2 separate regions of the Homo sapiens genome follow, and region 1 is linked to region 2. The links are chromatin loops, found by intact Hi-C in ENCODE. Cell type or tissue: adrenal gland. All regions are shown on one strand. Each heading gives the region's core, and the rest is flanking DNA. Links, peaks and the distances in the headings are about the cores only.

Region 1 (12,453 bases), core at 5,218-7,717, 110 kb before region 2:
GGTCACAAATGAGTACCTCGTACAGCAAATTTTTTTAAATGTATAATAAGATGGAAATTTATAATTAAAAGCAACTGATATTCATTCATTCATTCAGTAGATATTTATTGAACAACAATAGCAGGCAATATTCTAGCTAGGCATTGGAGATCCATAGCTCTGAATAAAACGGAAACAACTTTAATAAAGCTAACATTCTAGTGGAGATGATGGGAAGTAAGCAATAAACAAAAAGCAAATAATTTCTAGCAGTCTTAAATGATCTATAAAGAAAACAACATGGTGAGAATAAGAATGACTTTAGGGGATATTTTAAGTAAGGTGGTCCGTAAATAAGGTATTATCAAGAAGAATTAAAGACCAAATTAAAGAACAAACATCTAGAATGTGTAAAACATTTTCAGTACAATTTAACATGTTCATTGCCAGCTACATGATAAACCATTAACTTTCCTTCCATAATTAAGTTTTTTTTTTCAAGTCAGGTTTCCAAGGTATGACGGAGGCACATCTCATACAAGAGCAAGAAAACCCAATCATCATGCTTACGAACTACAAAAGCATCTTAATTAAGTTTTAAAAGAAAGTATCATTTAATTTCACTGTGCAAAGAAGACAAGTCAGCACACAAGTATAGGCTTACTCAGTGAGTAAGACATAGGTCTAGACATGAAGGTGTTTCATTAACAACTAGTAAGGGGGCAATCAAGTACATATATATCTGCGACACAAAGCTTTATTACACAGAGCTCACAGGAAGAGACCTGAAAATGGAGTCAAGGACCTGGAATAGAGTTCAGGAGCCATCACTGATAATGCCCCTTCAACTTTCACCACCTCATGAAATCTCTCTGAGTTATCACCTGTAAAGTGGGTATAACTGCACATGCTGACAGGATTATTAGGGGAATCAGATAAGGTCATATATGAAAATTGAACTGAATTTGTACATTGTAGCACAATATGACTGTGACTACTATCGCTGTTTTCATTGTTTGTTGCTATTGTTATATGATGGAAAACTGAAGTTAATGGAAAGGGCCCTTAAAAAGTCTTCAGGGGCTGGGCGCGGTGGCTCATGCCTGTAATTCCAGCACTTTGGGAGGCCAAGGTGGGCGGATCACAAGGTCAGGAGTTCAAGACCGGCCTGATCAATATGGTGAAACACTGTGTCTATTAAAATTACAAAAGTTAGCCAGGCATGATGGATGAACACCTGTAGTCCAAGCTACTCAGGAGGCTGAGGCAGGAGAATCGCTTGAACCCAGGAGGTGGAGGTTGCAGTAAGCTGAGATCACGCCACTGCACTCCAGCCTAGGCAACACAGTGAGACTCTGTCTCAAAAAATAAAGTCTTTAGGATCTGAACTATACTAAAATATGCAAAGATAAGTAAAGCATCAAAGATCCTATCTGTTCATGGATATTAGACATGAAGACATCATTAGGGAAAATGATATTCTTTTTCAAATCTTTGTTTCTCCACACAATTGATAGGAATCAGTCATTAAAGAAAACCTCAAAACTAATATTTTTCAAGTCCATATTCATTATTATGACAAAGTTTAATTATGCTTCTCATATATTTAGAATAGCTTTTATTCACTGAAATAATATCTTATCTTCCAAGAAAACATAAACAATACCAGGAATGATCACAAATATAGATTATATCTTACTAACCAGTGTCATGAATTAGAATTAACAGAAATCATGAAAAAGTTTTATTCGTTTTTCAGTTTGGATGTTGAGCTCCAAGCCCAAAATGGTTTAGCATAAACTTTACTACATAACTGTCTTGAAGAATATATATAAAAACATAAGTATAAATATCAAACATATAAGTATAGAATACAAATAACTTAAAGTTCAAAGAATGTTTCTACATATATGAAATTAATGTTGAGTAATTCTTGACTGAGCAATGTGAACTATTTCTGCAGTAGACATTACTGATATTAATTTAATACCAGTTATTTAATTATAAATTTCCTTCACAAAATAATTTTGTCTTGGCATATTGGAACAGTAAAGTTAGGTGAATGTCCCAGATCAAATTTAAGGGATTCCAGATCTTAAATCATGTGACTGTGAAGGGAAAATTTCTTCTCCTAACTCAGATCCAATAATCTAACACTATTCATTTTATCCATAAAAATGTATTAAATCCTAACCTGTGAAGCTGCTATAACATAATATAAAACCATTTGCTTTTCTGAGCCTAAACTGATAGTCTGAAACATAATCCTAAATTATCTGGAAAGAGTTTATCTACTAAGAAATTTTCCCAAACAGGTGATTTGTCACTTAGCTTTCACCTAATCCACATATGAGATGAATACCAGGCTTCTAAGAGTGAAATGAATGCAAATTTATAACCCTGTTTTGAAAGAACTCTTTTTCTCCATTAAGATTTAGAACTCCCTTTGGTGCTCTAGTCATGTACAACCTTGCAAAAAGACGCTTATGTGGGCATATCGCCCATGCTCTTCATGGGTAGCAGTTGTAAAAAAAAAAAAAAAAAAAAAAAGTTAATGTTAGCAAGGGCCTACATTGCCCATTAACAAAAATTAAAATTTGGTAGGCATCACAAATTACACTGCTTTCCATCCCCCCCCAAAAAAAAATGGCCCGTTAGTATTTTTACTTCCCCCGCCCTTAATTTTAGCCCTCTCTATTCAACACATAAGGCAAAATGTATTTCATTTACTATGCCACTCTTTTGGGGGATCTCATATTTCCCAAATGTTCATAACCTGATATAGACTAGTCCTTAAATGGTATAGTAGTCAAATATTATAAACACATTAAAGTAGAATTCACCATAAAGCTCTTACGAACAGAAATAATGTGAATCAACTAATGTCCCCCCCTGCGTCAATAGTAATTTTAAATGAATTCAAGGGGGTTGTAGGCAACCAAATTTTGCAAAGTCATCTACATAAAGTAGTCCTACATAATTAGCTTCAAGTAAAGAGTTATTGTGAGGCTTCTATAAAGTTAAGTGACTGAACTCCATCCTGGGCGACAAAAGGAGACCTTGTCTCTGAAAAAGAAAAAATACATGCCTTTAAGTTAAGTTAGGTGACAGGAAAAAGGAAATGCAAAACTTTATTTATATATTTTATTTATATATATATATATAGTTTGTTTTTTTTTTTTTTTTTTTTTTTGAGATGGAGTCTTGCTCTGTCTCCCAGGCTGGAGTGCAGTGGTGCGATCTCGGCTCACTGCAACCTCTGCCTCCTGGGTTCCGGTGATTCTCCTGTCTCAGCCTCCCGAGTAGCTGGGTTTACAGGCGCATGCCACCACACCCGGCTAATTTTTGTATTTTTAGTAGAGACGGAGTATTTTTAGCAGAGACTGGGTTTCGCCATGTTGGCTGGTCTTGAACTCCTGACCTCAGGTATATCCGCCTGACTTCGCCTCCCAAAGTGCTGGGATTACAGGCATGAGCCACCACTCCTGGCCCTGAAAATGAAAAACTTTAACCTGCATATAGTGCCTTTAATTTCCACACAGGAACTAAATGACAAAGCTTCACTGACCTAGCATACATCAAGAACTTTAACTCTGTCTGTCACTTCGTACTTCAGAGTGCCACCAAGTCATCTCATATTAACCATTTAACACGAGTGTTAGGGAAAGAGCTCATGTCCTGTACAGTAATGAATTTCCACTCACAAAAAGATGCACAAACATGCACACAGCCATAAATATGGCCTCCATGTCTTGGTTGAAACTCAAAGCCATAATTCAGGAAGTTTTTTCAAAGCTTACAGTGGAATGTATGTTGTTCTATTTTTAAAACTTTTTTGTATCCTCTGGACACAAATATAGCAATGTTGTTTAAAGCAGATTGTCAGGAATTTAAGCAGGAAACAAACCACAGAGCATGAGGGAAATCTGACACACTTTTGAAAAGAAAATAGACAAACAATCCCATGCTTATTATAGGGAACTAAAAATACAGCCCACATCGCTATTATCGTCTTCCTTAGGTATAGTAACAGAAAAGCACCATCCAACTCTGAACTCATGGCAGGCATCAGCTAACCCCAGCACACCCGAAAATGTGGTGCTATAATTTAGTCTCTTGTTTATTGCATTTGAAAAAATTCTTTCAAACTGAAGGAGCTAATTTTATTTCCTTTCTTTCAACGTATGTTTTATCTTCTCAATTCTTAGTAAAAACGTAAAACACTGATATTAGTGTTGTTTTATTTAATAGCAATGAGAACCATATTTTATTATATGCAGAACAGAAAGTGAACTACCCAGAAACCTTCTACTCTGAGTTCCTTCAGAGTAATGTTCCCCTCCAAAATATAATTTTAAGATTTCTGTAATAATATTGTAACTAAAATGTTCTTCATTCTCTATCTATACTAGGTCATTGGACTCTTGTCCACAGGCTTCCTTACCTTCTTTACAAACCAGTGACTTTCTATTCTGTCAAACTGAGTTAATCAAGGAATACAAATGAGTTGAAAACCTTTTTGCTGCCATCCTTTTACAGCATATCTATGCTTCAAAACCATCCCTCCTGAGATTGATAAAAGCATTTACTTATGGCAATCAATATAGAATAGTCTTTTTTTTTTGTATACATGTCTATCATGTCCTCCCATGTATAAGGCCCTAGAGAGTAGTGCTTGCAAGATCAGAAAGCATAAGGCAGCATACTTGTGCCTGTTCATAAAATCAACTCAAGCTGCAATCACTTCATTTATTTTTTTCTTTTAACTATACCAGGGAGATGGACAGTCTTCATGTGACATAAAGAATGGAGACTTCAAAGACAGGATATTTGGCTATCTTCCAATAAAAAAATGACTTAAAAATTGTTTAAATTATCTGGATAATTACCCCAAATGTTTTCATCTGAAATGCAGGATAATTGAAAGAGGGTCTACATGAGACACACATTTCCCAAACCATTGTACTGCAAGGCACAATGTAAGTCTGTCTCCTGTCATTCAAGCAGGGGAATTTCCAAATCTAGTTGGAAATTCCTTTGAAGATAAAAGGATGACATCATTTACCAGTCATACTACCACACTAACTTCTCAAATAAACTGGAACTAAATCATAAGAATGAGCTTTTAGAGACCAAAACTTACGAGAGAATAAGGAAAGCATATTTGGGCAGACTTTTCCTCTCAATTTATGTGAAATGTGTAAAATACAAATTAAGGCCTAATTAAATCCCTCTAAATATCTATTGATAGAAATAAAGAGTGGACAAAATGGGAAATTTTAATGCATAAATTTAGTCAGTCACATTCAAAATTTTCTGAACAGAACTGAAGTCTCTCAACATACACATACACATAAATCTACACACACACACACACACACACACACACATTTTTGCCAGGAAAACAATGATTTCTCTTACAAGTGTATATAAATTACTCCTGACATACAAATGTTTAAAATTCTTCAAATTTTTCATGAATTTGTACAGCTCCTAAGGATCTTTTTATAGACTACTTCTGATGTAAATGAAATTAGCACCTTGTCTATCTCTATGCCACTGTTTGACAGACACATAAAACGTGAATAAGCATGAAAAACTAAAAATATCATAAAATCTCTGAGTAAATCCTATCGGTATCCATCCAAGTACATTGTATTAAGTTTGCACAAAGAAATATATTGGCTGGGCACAGTGACCCACACCTGTAATCCCAGCACTTTGTGAGTTCAAGGAGGGCAGATCATTAGGTCAGGAGTTTGAGACCAGCCTGGCCAACATGGTGAAACCCCATCTGTACTAAAAATACAAACATTCGCTGGGTGTGGTGGCAGGTGCCTGTAATCCCAGCCACTTGGGAGGCTGAGGCAGGAGAATTGTTTGAACCCAGGAGGTGGAGGGTGCAGTGAGTGAGCCGAGATCGCACCACTGCCCTCTAGCCTGGGCAACAGGCGAGACTCCATCTCAAAAAAAAAAAAAAAGAAAGAAAGAAAAAAAAAGAAATACATTGAAACCATTTTGAGAATATTTAAGGGTTACTACAAAAATTATATAATAATAGAATTTGAAGGTGATTTTTATTTTAGAAATGAAGTCACTAAAGGTCACGAGGTCTCCTCCTAACTCCCGGGTCTGCATACTTACACAATAGCCTACTGTTAAAGTGCTGGTAATTTTACAGACAGGCATCACCCAAATAGAGATCTCTAGTTTAATTATAACCTGAAGCAAATTTTCCATCACTATGGAAAACAAGATGATTATACTTCAATCTAAGATGAGTGAATATTAAGGATAATGAATAAATGAGTGTTTTTCCCAGAGAGACCTACATTTGGGACCATATAAATGCTAAATAACAAGGTAAATAAAAGAGAGGTTAAAAAGGCAAATCAGGCAATCAAACTCCATTGGCTCTCAAACAATATTGAATAATGTACTGTTATGACATATTGTAAATTAGAATTCCCCAGTATATGGTGTGATGCTTATAGGAAAAAATATAAGCATCAAGAGACAAGTTATGACTTAAAATTATCATTTGTTTTACTAATCATGTACAAAAGTCAACTTCACAAATAATGCTATTAATGAAGTGCTCAGTTGAGCAAAATCAATAATTAAATATAACTACAAATCAGAATTTTCATAAAAAATGACAGTATCATGACAAGCTGGTAATTTATGAGTATACAGAAATGACTACCCCAATATGAAATGTGCCTGTGATTAAGATTTCATCCCCCCCTCTGTAAAAGAAAATTATAAAGAGAGATTTCTGTACTGTAAACTACCCTTTCTAAATTATAGCTGTACTATAACTAGATTCCACAAATTGGACGTATTAGGGTGAGACATTTGCAATTATTTTTTATTTTTATTATTTATTTTTATATATTTATATATATTTCTTAGACAGACTCACACTCTGTCGCTCAGGCTAGAGTGCAGCTGGCACCATCTGGGCTCACTGCAGCCACCGCCTCCCAGGTTCCAGCGATTCTCGTGCCTCAGCCTCCCGAGTAGCTGGGACTAGAGATGTGCACCACCAACTCTAGCACACCTGGCTAATTTTTGTATTTTTACTAGAGACTGGGTTTCACTATGTTGACCAGGCTGGTCTCAAACTCCTGGCCTTAGGTGATCCACCCAACTCAGCCTCCCAAAGGGCTGGGATTACAGGCATGAGCCACCACATCCGGCCGGAATTATTGTTTAAAGAAAACTATCCCCATGTAGCACAAGCCTCAATTCTAAAAACAAGAGAAGAAAAAAGATAAAACATCCAAGATTCTCTCAAATCTGCCCAAAGCATATCTTGAGACTCAGGAGAGAGAATTGTGCTATTTAAGTTACTACTGGTTTCTCTGAGAGAACTTTATTACAAGGCCTATATTGTCATCTAAAGGACTCATCTGAGCCCTATATCCAGAGGAATGGAAACAGCACATGATTTGTTTATGATCTGCATTAATGCTTGCTGGGTAAAAATAAAAGTTCTTAAACATGACAAGGACATAAAATAAAATTGCCCCTCCTTTTAAAAAAATCTATAGTTATTTCTATAATGATAATAAGAGGATTTTTGCCAGTTTGAAAATCTCAAAATATCAGATTTGAGAATCTGAAAATATCAGAATCCACTCTAAAACCACTCTAAAAGACAGCATCCATTAAATATATGGGTATACATGACATACATTTTACTATATAAATTTTGAACAATAACAAAAATAATTTTTCTCTAATAAACAAATTTCTTTATAATGGCAATCCCACACAAAATCTCTACAATTTCACAGGACATTAACAATCAACTTGAAAACAAGAGTAAAAATTTAGTGCATATTTTGTGAGAAACTAAGATTCAGAGAGCGATGTGATTACTCTCACATAGCAAAACTAGGCCTAGAAAACAGTTTTTATTTTATTCCTTCCACAATACTCAACTGCCTTATAATTTCATCTGAGTGAAACTTTATTATCAAAGGAAGAGAAACACCCAACAATAATAACAAAAAAGGCAGTGCACCTATACAGTTGGAGGAAACACCTTTCTGAGAAGATACCAAGGTGTGTGGTGCTGTTTTAAAAATAAACATTTGAGAGAAAGTAGAACTTAGTGGTTAAGACTGAGCTTTAGAGGCAAAATGAAGGAATTTGAATTCACATCTGAATTTAGATGAAGTGCTCTAATCGAGGCAATTTACTTCCTACTGGTTAGTCTGCCTTAATTTAATGATTAAAGTAACTCTCTAGTTTGTTTACTACTGTGTAGATAAAAAGATAAAATAGAAATAATGGCAGGTAACTAATTTGATAGTCTTTAAAAGCCCCATAATGACTAAAATTCACTGATCCTAAATTTGTTAATGGCATGGGACTAGAGTATTGAATATAAACTTGTAATCAATTAAAAAACACAAAGGTTAAAATCAGATAAGTGAGTTTACACACATTCAATTGTTAGACACCTTTGGAAAAAATCTTTGATGTTCACAGAATAGTATCATGTAAGTTTGGGATGTGAAAGAATCTTACAACTCATGCAACCAAATTTCTAAATTATAGAGATCAATAATCTGAGGTACAAGAAAGTGAGGTATCCTGTCCCCAGTTACAAAATCATCCAGTAAACCTGGCCCATGTTTCTTAATGCAAAACAAATTTTCTTTCGGTGTATCAATTTCTCATTGACATCAGTTTTTAAGGATAGCATTCATTAAGCTATTCTAAATAATTACCATTATCCATTTCCTGAGAGTTGTCATATAAATTCAAATAATTTGTTTTGAAAAACTGGAAAAGAAATATTTCCCAAGGAAAATAGAACAGTCTTTTACAAGGATGCATTTAGTATAATTCAACAATACCTCTGGGATATGGAACCTTCAATTAGAACTAAAGAAAGATCAAGTCTTACAACAAGGGAATATGAAGTTAGATAGTGGGAGAATAGAATTTAAGTTCTTTATACAAATGAACTTAGCCAGCAATTTGCTATAGAAGAAAAGGAAAAACTGGGTTTTAATGTACCCATGGCAATTTTTTTCTTCACCAATTTTTCAACTTAAGTATCAAAATGTTTCTTTTCCTCACACTCTGTAGTCTTTATAATACACATAATAAAGTGCAAAGAAGAAGGCACACTTTGTTCTTAAGCTTTAGCATTGCAAAAACTCATCTAAAAGACAGTGGATTTTAAATCTTCTTACTCACATGTCCTCACTATACCCCAGCTGATTTTTCATAAGTATCACAAAAGACCACAGAACATTCATGTTGCTCCTTTTGGAGGAACAGAATTAAGCATTCTCTCCTTTGTGCATCCACAGAGCATTGCACACATTTTTATTGTAAATCAAATCTACTGTGCATCATTGTCCTCAGCTATTTACTCCTTTGATAACTGAAAACTTGGTGAGCAGATATTTTATCTTATTTATTGCTGACTTTCCAGTGTCTATGATAATGCCTGCCAAAAAGTAGGTGTTGGATCAATATTTCATAAATGATGAAAAACAGATAAAGAAGCTAAAGAATAAAGATCTCTTTACTAAGGAAAAGTAGCTTTATCCATAAAAGCTTCTACATATAATTATACCAAGAAACAATCTGTATTTTCACATAAAGAAATCTCAAATTATAAGTGTCCACAGGAATTGGATATATAAGATATGAGAATTCTTACAATTGTTTGATTTTAACGGCCTAAACTAGGTTTTAATCCCACCCCACCATTTATTTGTTGTGTGGTATCAGGCAGATGGGTCTCAATAACCTTACATTAAAAAGTGGAGATTAATGTACCTCACCAACCTATCTCACAAGTTCATTAATATTAAATTAATAATGAATAAGAAAAGGCTTTGAAAACTATAAAGCACTAAGAAGATACTATTATTACTTACTTATTATCCTGCAAATAGCCCATACTAAATAGCATATTAATGAAATATCATAATCATTTCCACAGACTTAAGAAAAAGTCAATATTATGCTAAAGAAACGATAAATTTCTATATTCTCTATTGTGTTTCCCATACTATTGCTTCCTACAGACCAGGAGAAACAACATTTGAATATGCTCACCACTATAAACACTCTCATTTGCAAAAGCTTTCAGAAGAAATCTAATTCAAAATGTGGTTGTTTCTAGCATATGGCTATGTAAATGATGAAATAAGAAAACATTTTCTAATTAAACACAAATATAAATTTTAAGACACCCACCAGGATAATTTCAAAAAGTGGCATTATATTAAGACTCCCCCAGAAAGAATGCCTCATCTTTAATATTTCCAAACCTCTAGTTAACTTAAAGAAGGATATAGGTACCTCTCTGCTCTGCTGGAGAAAGCAGACCTAACGAATTAATTGACAGAAGTAATGGTTTCTCCATTCTCAGCTAAGTGATTTATGGAAACATACAGAAATGCAATTGGACTTTGTACCTAGGTTTTTCCTTCATTCTGGACATACAGGGGCAATAGATTTCTATTTTCATTTTATTCGGAGGGGTATATGCTCCCAAATGAGCATGCATACGGAATTGTAACCATCTGTTTACTTCTGTTTCCCCTCCAGACTGAAATTTTACTAAAGAAATCAACCATATCTAAGTCATCTGTTTTCCCTCTAGCTATTAACCCAGTAATTGGCATGTAGAAAGTGCTCAATAAATGTTGACTGGATAAATTGAAGAATAAAGCACAGATATAATAGATTAACTTTTCTCTTAAAGTCTAACATTCCTTTGTATTAGCCTGAATTTTAATCTCTGGATTTTAGTAATATATGTAACACAAATTTGATGTTAGTAAATACTTATACACATTAAAACAGATTTACTGAAATTAGAAATTAAGCAGATAGAATTACTTAAGTAACATGTAAAAGGATGCATACAGGATTCTACTAATACAATTCATTTATCAGTTCATTCAAAACATTTCTTGAGCACATACTACATTATAATGATAATGCCCAGAAGATAGGATGCAAAGCCAGGCAGGCCTCACGCTCTCAAGGAGGTTAGTGCCTGGTGAAGGAAAGGATCAAGGAAATGCCTGACAGAAACAAGTGCTGGAGCCATGGGACCACTGTGAAGGGGCAGCTAAGTACATGTGGAGGGAGGGGTTATATGAAAGTCTTGTATGAAAGACTTCCCAGAGGGGAGATTCTTGAACTGAGGTTTGAAAAGACAGTAAAACATAATTTAAAACAAAGAAAGAAGTATTCCAGGCAGAGTGATGCAACCATAGCTCTACCAATAGGGAGAAGGTTGCCTGCAGGAAAATGGCAGACGGTGAGGTAAACATAGAAGGATCTCCATATATCAAATTTGCAACTTGGTGTTGGAAATGATTATATTTCAAAGACACTGGTATAGATTTAAAAGAAAAATATCTAGGTCTTTGTGTTACTGATTGCATTAATCCGTTCTCATGCTGCTAATAGAGACATATCCAAGACTGAGTAATTTACAAAGAAAAAGAGATTTAATGGACTCACAGCTCCACATGGCTGGAAAGGCCTCACAATCATGGCAGATGGCAAAAGGCACATCTTACATTTAGGCAGGCAAGAGAGAATGAGACTCAAGCAAAAGACATTTCCCCTATAAAAACATCAGATCTCCTGAGACTTATTTCACTACCATGAGCATGGGGGAAACTGCCCCCATGATTTAATTATCTCCCACCAGGTCCCTCCCACAACACATGGGAATTATCGGAGCTACAATTCAAGATGAGATTTGGGCGGGGACACAGCCAAACCATATCAGTGATGTAATAAAATTGTTTTTTCATTGTTAGTAATGGAAGGTAAGTTATTCTCAGGGAAAAATAAAACAGCCAAATGTTAATCTTGTGAACTTTAGTTACGAATGATAACACACAGGTACATCTACAGCAAGTTAAACTTAATCTTCTCTGAATACTGCAAAACTCAAGTCACTTTATGCAAAGGAGACTATGGAGAGAAGTATGAATGAAAATGGGAAACAGCTAATACCACTACATCTAGCTTACTTAACATTTTATAATTTTTGTCTCTAAATCCTGTCTCCTGGGAACCTGTTGAATCGCAATCTAACTCATTTGGTTGTAAGTGAACAGTATTATTCATTTATTGGCCTTTTATGTTGCCTCTCTAACAGGCAAAAAAAAAAAGCCATGAACAGTTGAAAGATTTAAAAGTTGTTTTCCTTTTTTCCCTATAACTAAATTTCAAAGCTAATGAAAATATAACAAATAAAATTACAAGGTATAAACAAGCAAAGATTTGAAATAACAGAAAACTTCTGGAAACACATTCATTAAAATAATAAATGTTTAACCTTTTAACGATTAAATTTCTCAGCCTGCCCAATGCCTAGGCCAAGAATTATCAAGGACATATCCTTCGCCCACTTTTTGATGGGGTTGTTTGTTTTTTTCTTGTAAATTTGTTTGAGTTCATTGTAGATTC
Region 2 (12,453 bases), core at 5,111-7,610:
ATGATCTTAAAAGAAATCACAGAAATATCCAAGGCTATACACTCAGCTAGATCTAAAATATTTTCGTTAACCTAAAGACAGTTGTGAAAGTCTCGAGATGGGAGAACTCCAATTAACCTAGTTCATTACCAATAAGGCTTTAATTCAGTCAGGTACTAAAATAGTTGTTTTTTCTGATTAATTATTTCAGGCTGACCAGTTATAGGCCAGGGCTACGTACATCAATGTCACTCACTTGGTTAGAAATGACATCAGTGGAAATTACTTTCCCCATGAACAGTTCTGATATCTGAGCCCCTGACTACAGCCAGTTATTACAAAAGTATAATAAATCTTGAAAATCAAGGGCCTGCCTCTTCTAATACAAAATAATAAATACTTTTCTTAAAATCCCAGAGTTCTGCTTAAAATATGAAATAACAAATACATCCACAACTTAGAATATCTATACAAGATCAAAATTCATCTATGTTGAGCCACTAAAACTTGTGAAGGAGTGAAAACAGGGCATGAAATAGAGGTATTAAGCTAGAAAGAAAAAGACTACGTGGCTAACAAAATCAACTATTGATGTATGTTATACTATTTGGGTTTAGCTGTTTAGCTGTTAACCATCACAAGTTATTTTTACATGGAAATTTCTAACTTACTCTACTTTGAAATGCCAAATTACTAAAAAATTTTAAAAGCCTCTTTTTGAAATCTAGAATAATGACCCAAATACAGTAAAGTCATAACTTTTTTTCTTTGTTTGAGGCACTATTTCTAAAAGTGTAATCCTAAGACCACCTGTGATGATCAATATGCTGATGTTCAGACTGTTCCCAAGACCTAATAAACCAGAATCTCTGGAAATAAGGCCTAGGACCCTAAATTTTAAACAAATAATGCAGGTATTAATATTTCTGCATTGGTTTGAGCTATTGTATTTGCCAGTGGATAAATTTTAAGTAAACAGGGCTAGCTAAACATAAAAATTAGCTCTAATGATATCATAAAATTAATTCACATATTATTCAAATTAAGTGAGTCTCTATTTTTGCTTACATATTTTATTATGATTTCTTAGGATGCATTATCTTATGAAATAATGAAATCACATCTAATTTAATATGGCTGTCTTTTTGCCTTAGCTGTCAGTATTCTATGATCTCAAATCACTGTTTGGTTGAATCAAATTCAACTGCAATAATTAAACAGTACCACTAATTTTTTTGGTCTATAAAACAAGAAATTAATCATGTTTTTTTACCTTTGTTAACCTGTTTCTATTGTGTTTAATCTGAAAAGCTTTTTCAATAAATTAATGGAAGTAAATGAGGTATCCATAAGCAAGAAAGTGATCTTAGAGTAGTGATAGAATGATTCAAGCAATGGGAATATTATTTTAACTTCTTTTATCAGAAGCCAATAAGTAGCTAGTGGAAAAAGAAATTTCACAAAATAAATTTGGAACCTAATTCTCAGACTACGAATTTATGCTCACACTATTTCTCCAAGCTCCACTATAGAATTATGTCACTTATCTACTAGGTTAGTGCAAAAGTAATTGCAATGTTTGCCATTTGAAACCTAATATTACATTTTTCCAGGTACTGTTAAAGAACAAACCACTTACCACACCCTATTCCCACCATATTAAAACAGCATAGGCTCACAAAGGAAAAAAATGAAATCAGTTTCAAAGTCAGAGCTGAGCTTCTACTTATAATTCCTTTACATGTATTATAAAGTAAAATATTTTATAGGTATTATACGATATAAAAGATGAAGAATAAAACATTGTTTGGTTACCAGACAAAAAAATAAATCCTATAAAGCAAGTTCAGATTTTAAAACAAATCAGATGGTGTTTCTGAATATGTAAAATAAATTTCTTTAAAAGATTTGGAGGCATAAAAGCTAGATTTAATTGCAGATTTAAAAGATGGTTTAATATCAGAAAATTTATTATATTAAATGCAAGAAAAATAATTGTTAAATTAAATATTCATTTGAGATAAAAAGTTTTCTGTATTACTCAGGCTTCTCCAGAGAAACATGATGGATGGATGGATGGATGGATGGATGGATGGATGGATGGATGGATACAGAGGGAGAGAGAGAGAAGACAGACAGAGACTGATAGATATACACACACATATATTTACTGTAAGGTATAGGCTCAAGTGATCATGGAAGTAAAGTCCCATAATTTTCCAACTGAAAGCTGGAGCCTCAGGAAAGACAGTGATGTAGTCTGAAGACCTGAGAACCAGAGAGCCAATGGTATAGATTCCAGTATGAGTCTGAAGGCCTGAGAACCAGGGGAACCGAGGGCAAGAGATGAGTGCTACAGTTCAACGGTTAGGCAGAGAATGAACTCAGCTTTCCTCCATCTTTTTGTTCTATTCAGGCCCTCAATAGATTGGATGATGTCCACCCACATTGGAAAGGGCCATTTGCTTACTGAGTTCACCATTTTAAACGCTAATCTCTTCGAGAAACACCTTCACAGAAACAACCTAAAATAATGTTTAACCAGATATCTGAGCATCCTGTTGCCTAGTCAAGTTGACACATAAAATTAACCACCACACCTTCACAAACAAGGAGTAAAGGAAGCATCTCTACCCAAATACAGAGTAATGTAGAGTATCTCTTAAGAGCTTACAGCATATATCACAAACTAAAATTTTAGTCACATTACCATTAACATAAAAACAAAAAGATATATATCTATTCCGCTGCTTCTCTCATACTGCTCTAGAGATAATAGTCAATATCACAAGACTACTTGAAAAATTTTAAAAATATGTATTAGAAAGCATTACCCATATCTGTACGTTATGACTGCCAAAATAGAAAATTTTAATGGATTCTGTAGCAAATTATTAGAAGATTTCAAAAGTAGCTTGTTTTAAGACTAGCAAACAAAAACTACAGACTTCCTATAGACAAGTAACAAGCATTTCAATACTGAAACAGAGAGAGAGAGAGCAAGAGAGAGAGAGATAACGTGAGCCTATACACACTAGCAACAATAAAAACATACGGTACACAGGGGAAAATGTGTATAATCACATTACGGGGAAAATTATAAAACCTTAGCTCTATGTAATGAAAAGTAATTCCATGTTCACATGTGGGAAAAAAATATAAATACAGCAAATTTGTGGCAATTAATAGATCAATTTGAAGTCATTCCATAGAGTTTTTCATAGAAGTTGATAGTGTAATCTTGAAATTCATATATAAGGCCAAAGAGCCAAGAATAACAATGATAACTATGAAAAGATAGTACAAGGTAGAAAAACGTCTCCTGCCAGATACTGAAACTATCATTATTAGAATAGCATAGCATTAGGCCAAAGACACGCAGCTAGACTAAAACGACAGAACAAAGAGCAGAGAAACAGATCCATGCCAGCATGGACATGAAATATCAAAGAGATGGCATCACAGTCAGCAGGGGGATGATGGGGGAAAAGTAAATCCCTACCCAAGACTAATTACAAAGTAAATGGGGATTTACTTTTTTCTTGTCTTCCCCCACCGATGTATAATGCCACCACTAATTCCTGATTATAATGCCACCTCAATTTCTGACAGGTAAGACCTAACTGTGAAAAGCAAGATGTGTAGATATATTAGAGGTATAATGCCGCCTCTAATTCCTGATCTGTAATCCTACCTCAATTCCTGATTGATTAGACCTAATGTGAAAAGTAAAATATAGAAAAATATATCTTTATAACACAAGAGTAAGAAAATTCCTAAACAAGAAAAATACCTATGCCTAACAAAACAAAAAAACTCTGCCACATAGAAATTAAAATTTTTGTACAAAAAAAACACATGAGCAAAATTAAGATAAGCCACAGACGAGATATTTTCAAGACTTATGACAAACAGATGATTATTATCCAGAATATAAAAGGACACCTACACATCAACAGTATTTTTTTTTTAAAGCTTAATGACCAAAAAGAAAAATGAGTAGGATAGAAACAAACATTTCACAGAGGGAAAATAGTCAATATGCATATGAAAAGATGTTCAGCCTCAGTAGTAATCAGGGAGATGTGCAATAAAACTTCAAGGAGATGATATTTGGATATATTAAAATTTACAATCGAACAATACCAAGTTTTATGAGGTGAGCTGAAAATGAAACATTCTTATATAAGAACGTCAGTGAGTAAGGAATGTATAAGTGTATAAAATAGCAAAACTACTTTTGAAAATAAGCTGACAATATTTAGTAAATTAAAGAAATGTATACCAAAGACCTGGCAATTCCACTTCTAGTTATATGCCCTAAAAAATCTGTTGTCCATGTGGATAGGGAAGTATACATAACAATGTCCTGATATCGGTACATATAGCAAGAATTGAAAAGAACCTACACAGCCATCAATAGTACAACAGATACATGAATTATGGCATACTCACTAAAAAATACTACACATTGTATACCTACATCAGAGTTACATATATAAATATGAATGATCTCAAAAGCAACATTGAAGAAAAAAACTGTTGCAAAATGACATAGAATGATACCAAATTTTATACACTATTAAAACATGAAAAACACTATATATATTTATCAATACAAATATATGTATCAAAATATAAAAATATGCATTATGGAAAAATGATCAGTAAATTCAGAATGATAATTAACTCTTGGTAGTGATGGACACAGCCTCACGACAAGGTATACAGTAAGTTTTAATTATTTTTGTAATATTTTTTCTTTAAGAAAGGCAGAGCTAGAAAAATGTTAAAATACGATAAAACTGGATGCTGCAAACATGGATATATGTTATTATTCTCTATCATTTGCAGTGTTTTAAAAATATTTTCTAACAAATTAAGAAAAATTATTTTTTAAAGTCTAATTAAGCACAATGAACTCTAGGAAGTGTTCAATCCTCTTGGCCAGAAAGGAATACCACAAAGAAATAAAATAATGTTTAATTAATTGTTATAATATGCAACCATCTTTGCTATTGTAAACTCTTCAAAACCCTTTTTCATTAATTCACACCACGTATGTCAGCCTTTTGTATTACTAATCCTAGCATATGATTATAGATTAGTCAGTCTACTTTGTAACATGCTTAATTACCCAGCAAATCTCCATTCTCTGTATTGTTTTGCCTTATATTGGCTATAGGGTATATTTAACTGTTTCCTGCAGTTCTTCTTGCAGCTGAAAATTTCATACCTGGGTTGGCTGATATTTATTAAGTTTAAAAGAAAGTAACCTTCATGGTTACAACAGAATTGTGAGCAGTATCAGGCCTTCGCTGAGACCATAGCTCCTATGTGTAGCTTCCATTTCTTCAGTTACACAATATTTTTATCTAAGTCAACAGCCTGTGCAGGCATCTTATGATATGAAATGATAAGAGAAACCAGCTACATAGACTAGGGAAAAAATATGGAATGCCTTTTAAATTGTTACAAGAAAAGAAAGAACACTATACACAAGAGGAAACTGAATATAGAAAACAGAGCATCTCAATTCTGTTCTGCCACTCACTGTGTGGCCTTAGACCTTAGGCAACCCACTTCCCCCTCTCTCAACCTGGGTTTACTCGTGGAGATAATGACACTGCCCTGCAAATCTCACAGGACTGGTGTGATGGCCAAAAGAGATGATGCATGAGGAAGTGCTTTGTGAACTGAAATGCATTTCAGAACCACAAGTGAGAATGTCATTATTCTGACCCTTTCAGAACTAAAGAGTATACTGGTAAAATGAATATACTAAAATTCTTTGAAACAAATAGATTAAGGAAAATTAACTTAATGGCCTCAGCAAATGATGGTTTGTACATGTGTGAGTCTATCTGTCACAGGAAAATTTCCATGAAAATATAAACACCTGCTAATGACATTTTAGAGAGGAACCCTGTTAAAAGTAGAAGTATCTAAGGAAGTTGAAGAAAGGTGTTTTAAATACCATCTTCCAAAATTACTCAAGTAGTAAACTAAATGATGATTGCAATTTGTGTGCAAAGACTAAGGTAGATACTTGGTGACAGAGGGTGACAAGATGCAGAATACTGTGTGTTGCTGTTTTCTTTAAAGCAGTGGCTCTTAAAGTGAACTCAATGGACTCCTGAGATCCATGAGAACCTTTCAGGAGTTCATGAGGGCAAAATTATTTTCATAATGATATTAAAATGTTATTTACCCTTTTTGATATGTTAATATTTTCACAGATGATATGAAAGCACTGGTGGGAGAACTGCTAGCAGCTTAGCATAAATCAAAGCCTTGGCACCAAACTTTACTGAGTCATTGTACTCTTCACTGCCATGCACTGTCATTAAAGCAAGCAAAGTCTGTTTTATTTAAGAATGTCTTCGATGAAGGAGTAAAAATCTTAGTTCCATTATATCTCAAATTAAATGTGTTTTATTATTCTGTGTGGTGAAATGGCAAATACACATAAAGCACTCACTGCAACTAGAGTACAATGGTTGTTTAAGGAACAGCACTCCTGGTTGTTTCCGTTGCAAGCTGAACTAGCCACTTTTTTCCACCAAACACTTTTTACTTAAAGGGACAACTGACAGATAAGCTATTATTATTTAGACTTGGATTTTTGGCAGACATTTTCACAAAAATGGACAAAGTTAATCTGTCACTTCAAGGAAAACAACTGACAGTATTCATTACCAATGATAACATTAAAGCTTTCAAGCAAAAAGTAGAAGTTTGAAAAACTTACATCTGTCACTGTGACAGTTATAAGAAAGCCTTATATTGCCACTGTAAGAGCTTACTAATATCATGACTTTTCTGATGCAGCAGTAGTAATATTAATAAATGGGATTTGTTTATGCTGTATAATAAAATGCATAAACATTTGGAAGATATATAACCCAATGAATCTATATTTTCCAAATGACCAATACATGCATGGGTAAAAGATTTATTCAAGGTGCAAGATAAACCAATGGATTTTGGAGTGAGAAAATACAAAAAGTTCATTGATATGGCATCAGATTCCACACTGTAAATAGTCTATAGGAAAGTACTACTTATTGAGTTTTGGTATAATATCAATATAATATCAAAGAAGAATGTCACAATTATCCATCAAAAGTGCTATAAAATACTCATCCCTTTTCCAGTCAAAATGGTGAGATAGAGCCAAAAAAAAAAAAAAAAAAGAATGGGTGGTTAAGTGGAGTGATGGAGTGCAAAGTAAATTATCCAATTCCATCACATGGTTCCTTAAGAAGACTTGTGCACATTACAATACATATTCTGACTTGCATGTTGTTTCAGTGTGATTTTGCTTCCAAAAGATAAGACTTGTTAAGTGTTCTTATGCCCTCAGGCTACTATAGTCACTTTATATATCCCCCTAACTGGGGATAAGCATCTCCCCTCCTGTACCCCTTTATCATCCTTAGGCAGTGGCTGGTAGGGATGGAAGTATGAACATCTACCTCATTTAATTTGGGTTTGAACAGACAAATAATTCATACTCCAGAGCTCTCATGAAGGTTTAGACTAAAGCTATCCTTGAAAAGACTTTGCCTAAAATCATACCTCTTCTTCCCCATTCCCTTTTTTTCCCATTCTGTCACTCCCTAATTGATTACTCCTTTTTTTGTTTTGTTTTGTTTTCTGAGACAGGGTCTTGCTCTGTTACCGAGGCTGAAGTATGGCACAATCACGGCTCACTGCAGTCTCGACCTCCCAGATTCAACCAATCCTCCTTTCTCAGCCTCCTCGGTAGCTTGGACTACAGCCATGTGCCACCATGCCCAGCTACATTTTATTTTACTATTTTATTTTTTTATTTTACAGACAAGGTCTCACTATGTTGCCCACGCTGGTCTTGAACTTCTGGCTCAAGCGATCCTCCTGCCTCAGCCTCCCAAAGTACCAGGATTACAGATGTGAGCCACCATGCCTGGCTGTTTCTCACTTTCTTAATAAATTACTTGCAAACAAATCCTCATCTCAATGTCTGCTTCTGGGGAATTAAACCTCTGAGAGCTAGCAACAGGTCATTCTACTGCTTGATCATTGCGCTCTTTGATTTTCTGCTAAATGATGATCAATTCAACTACCACAGTAATGGGGGAGACAATGTAAAATTTCTCTTTATAGCAACATAATTATAGCTAATTGTGAAGTGAAATAAGAAATAAATTTTAACTCTGGCAACAATAACAACAAAAACAAAGTGTTGATTATGATCTTTGATTCATTTCCCCAAAAAGGGCATTATCAGGTACAGTATCTTTGAGTCTACAATAATTGTAACATGCTTTTTGGTAAACTGACTAGAAGGAAATGGAAGTAATATAGCAATAATACGAAGGGACAGAATGGAGAGAGCTACATAGAAAATACATGAGCAAATTTATTGTTCAAGATAATAATCAGTGGAGAAGACAAGACTGGAAATGCCAGTAAAAAGGGGAAGTGATTGGTGGATTCATATCCCTGATGAAATAGGAGGAAACAAGATAAAGAAAGAAGGCAATGGATAAGAGAAAGAATGAAAACAAATAAATTGCTCAGGTGAATAAGAAGGGGTGGGTTGAAGCTGCGTAAGGGGCTTTCAATGGTTCCAGATATCATTCTCTGGCATTGGTAGCACAGAATGCTGCACTTGCCACACACCACCACCTGGTTTCACCTTGCAAACAGCCATACAGTGCTCCATTTACACCCACACACATTTCTCACACTATTCTGCATTCTTCCATTACCACTACTTTTTTATCTCCTTCTCCATTTTCTATATTTCATTTGCTACCCGAAGTATTACTTTAAGAGATTCCCAAACTTCTTCTTCCAATCAATACATGTTCCCAGAAATCAATAAGGAAAGATGGAAGTAGAATATATTATAGGATATCTCCCTGTTTTCTTTTAAGCTTCGACTATAAGGATTAGTTATTTTTACAGCACCCAAGAGAAAACACTAGTCACAGGAAGCAGTTCCATATGAAACCAGATCTATCTAAAACTGCCTTTGCCAGTCCCAAAGGACAATGTTGAAAAGGAATCCCAAGAAATAAATGTGTCTACAAAATTCAGAGCCTATAAAGACAAAAACTGAGGAGAAACACTTAATAAAGCTACTCCCATACTCTGCATAAGCCAGAAATAAACCACTCCTAATATGGCAACCACACAATAAACATCTAATGCTCAGAATGTTTGTCAAAAGTATGTTGGTCAAATGTACTATCTTTCAACATTTAACATTTTATCAATAAAGAATTCCTAGAAACAGAATTCTGGCATCTACAAAAAATATATATATCACATAGTAACCCATTTTAAAGTTAATCCAGAGTGGTATTTATAACATTTTGAGTAAATCAATACCTTGGAATGATATTTCAAAAACCACTTCTACTATTAATCTGTTGTCTCATTAGTTGTATTTGTTACAGAACCTAATATGACAAGTTTTGATTTCGACAGCATGTAGTGATTTCAGAACCGATTCCATTGAAACCTAGCCATAGGCCACAGAAATCTATCAGAAATAATGTCAGGATTGACTTCAGATGGGCCAACCAAGAATTCCCTCATTAAGAGATTATCTGCTGTTGAAATACGTTTATGTTCATGTTTAAAACAAACATTTCTGAAACACAAAATAATTCTACTCCTCTATATTCAAGAAAAGGTACTAACCACAAGACAATAGCATATAAATAAAAGCCACAAACCTGAAAGGCTGTCAAGGTGGGGACAGGAGCACTTGGAACACAGGCTGGAATACAACATGTGTCTGGCTCAAGTACTTAACTTGATAAAGTCAAGTCTATTTCTATCAATTTGTATTAGGAGATGAATAGGTTCTCATTAAAAAAAAATGAGACTCAAAAAGAAAAACTTTTATTAAAAAAAATCAAAGGTGTCAAATCTGGAAATACCTCCCAAAAGCCAGGAAACACTGAGTTCTAAGCACAAGAACCAAGACAGCTTCCTGATGGTCCTTGAGACCAGATGGCCAAGACCAGTACAGACCCACAGGTCCCATCTCTCAAGTGTGTGTTAGAAGTGCAAGAAGACTGGGGAACTAGTCTGCAGAAGTATCCATTCCGAGAAACTGACCATACATAAAGTTTGGTGAGTTTTGTATGAAATTTCCTCTATTGGGCAATGGCAGCATTTATGCCTCTGAAACTTTGTCAAAAATGCATAAATATTCTATAGTTATTTGCAGAAGAACTACATTTAAATATAGCATATCCTATGGCTATCCATCTTCTTGGAGTTAACAAAGGGTCCCCACCATCTTAGGTGAAAGGTATTTTACAATGTTATAAAAAAAAATTAATGGATATATGTAAAAACAAAGGTAAAATAATTTATACCTTTCAAAAATGACCAAGAAGTAACAGTTAAACATGGTGCAAAGAGGTAATTCAATAAACACTAGCAATGCGTGTGTGTGTGTGTGTGTGTGTGTGTGTGTGTGTGTGTGTATCAGCCCGAAACCTCAGAATTGCTAGTTTTTTTAACCACTTACTATTAATGTCATACTCAACCCGGATTTTACATACCAACAATTTACCAACACACTAACAGTTTACAAAACATCCAGTTCTACGCGGTTGCCTTTATTACAAAGTAACTTCTTTCCACACTGATGACAGATATAATCAAATAGAAACACAAATTAATTCTTAATATTTTTATAATACTTTTTTAAAACTACTGATTTAATAACCCTCAATTTCCCTTTGAAAGGAAATACCGAGAGTATTTAATGTATCCTGACCATGAAACAGAAACTTAGGATAGTAAGTGATACGTATGTATCCATTGATACAATCTGTATCATGATACATGATAAAAGTATGTGAAATGATTTTATCAGTTTCAGGTATGCAAATCACAATCAGGTGATCAAGGTAATTGCTTTTCCTTAGGGTTGAAATTATCCCTGGTTTCTGATAGGAAAAGTACTGTGGAATGTGCTAAAGTGGTTCCAAAGGTTGCCACACCAACTCACCCTACTCACATTCCCACCGTCTCCTTCCATCTTTCTAGGGTTGATTGTGTGGTTTAAGTGATTGTGTGGTTTAAGTGCTTAACTTACCATTGGGAGAAACCTCAACAATGGATAAAATTAGATTTAGTGAAGAATTTCCAGGACATTTGACTAAAAGAGAAAAGGAATTATCGTATATATTAAAATAATTCATATCATTAGTACACACCACACTTTTCCATTTCAGAGGCAAATGTTTGATAAAGTTCAATTAGAATCATTTTTTCACTTAGTTGGAAAATGATTCTAAACTCTGCCCAAATATGTGGGAATGTTACATTGGAGAAATGCTCAGAAAAAAGCCCAAGTGTAAAGAACGGAAGATTATGTAAGCTTTGGTAAAAATCTCTGTGTTACATTTTCTCAGCTCTTAAATGTAATTCCAAAAAAGACCCTGGACAGTGTGGTATGGGCTAGCATATGGTTTATTTTCAGCTTTATGGAACAACAGGGATTTGCAAGCTTTGATAAATTCCCAACTATAACCACAGAAGATCTCTTCGGATTTCACCAAATAGAAAACAAACAATAATGAGTTGCTGGGGTGACAGGGTCTTTATTTGTTATGATGGCATAGAAAAAGAAATGCGTGCCTAGGGCATTTGTTTTAATCATGAAAATGGGGAAGTTAGTGCTCAGCATTCTTCATTGCTGGGTCATTCTTACAGCCAATTTAATTAATGTGAAGAACAGCTTCTTGTCTTGTAAATAATTCATTTCTTCACTTCACAAGTATTTACTGAGGTCTGATACCAATTCAAACACTAGCAAGGTCTTCCATACTTTAGATCACACAGGAATTTGAGGAATAAAGAGATTCAAAAGGGAAGAAATGCAGAAAGAAGTGCAACAAGATGAAATACTTAGTTTACTCCTAATTTTAAGACAGTTACTATGTTCATAAAAGTGTTTTATGTGTAATTTCAAAAAAACTTTAAATAATCAAATCCCATAGTTTATCCTGAAAGAAAATAAACATGGGAAAATGTCAGCTTTGTCTGATAGAAAACTTTAGGCTTAGGTGGTGGTATACATTTATTTATTCATTCCACCAAATATTTTTCCACCAAATATTTATTGACTACCATACAGGTGGCAGGCTCAGTGCCAAGCTATGCAGATTTTAAACTGAAAGCTGCTCTCATGGAGCTTTCAGTTTACTGAGAGTGTATGAGAGCAAGAAACAGTAATCAAACACTAATGAGTGTGCAATTACAAACTGAGATATGATCTAAAGAAAGGAAGCACAGATATGGGAATATTTGTAACAAAGGTACATGTCTTAGGCTTAGGGTTACTGAGGAAGGTGGATGATGAAAAACTTCTTTGAAGAAGAAATGCTGGAATTGATAACTAATGAATGGGTGCAAATTAATGGGAAGGGAGTGACATCTGACAAAGGCAACAAAATG

Evidence for each region. Peaks named below come from ENCODE experiments on the same cell type or tissue, not always from the same donor. Only the 100,000 strongest peaks of a DNase experiment are listed, where the experiment ranks them.
Region 1: it touches region 2 in a loop (2.9-fold over the local background); 2 of 110 quality-filtered maps call a loop at or near these places.

What each region holds. Positions count from the first base shown.
Region 1 is chr7:111,108,794-111,121,246 of GRCh38, forward strand. The region is part of intron 3 of IMMP2L (inner mitochondrial membrane peptidase subunit 2); the gene reads right to left. The region is part of intron 2 of LRRN3 (leucine rich repeat neuronal 3); the gene reads left to right. It also overlaps the pseudogene LOC124901853. Among named protein-coding and RNA genes, the nearest start is that of LRRN3, 24 kb to the left of the region's middle. In adrenal gland, for the core only: no CTCF peak of the experiment used is centred there; no DNase peak of the experiment used is centred there; H3K27ac peaks cover 212 bases.
Region 2 is chr7:111,218,535-111,230,987 of GRCh38, forward strand. All of the region lies in intron 3 of IMMP2L (inner mitochondrial membrane peptidase subunit 2), which reads right to left. LOC124901725 (a long non-coding RNA gene) reads right to left here. Exons shown (of 2, transcript XR_007060477.1): 1 at 1-12,453. Among named protein-coding and RNA genes, the nearest start is that of LRRN3, 130 kb to the left of the region's middle. In adrenal gland, for the core only: no CTCF peak of the experiment used is centred there; no DNase peak of the experiment used is centred there; H3K4me3 peaks cover 788 bases.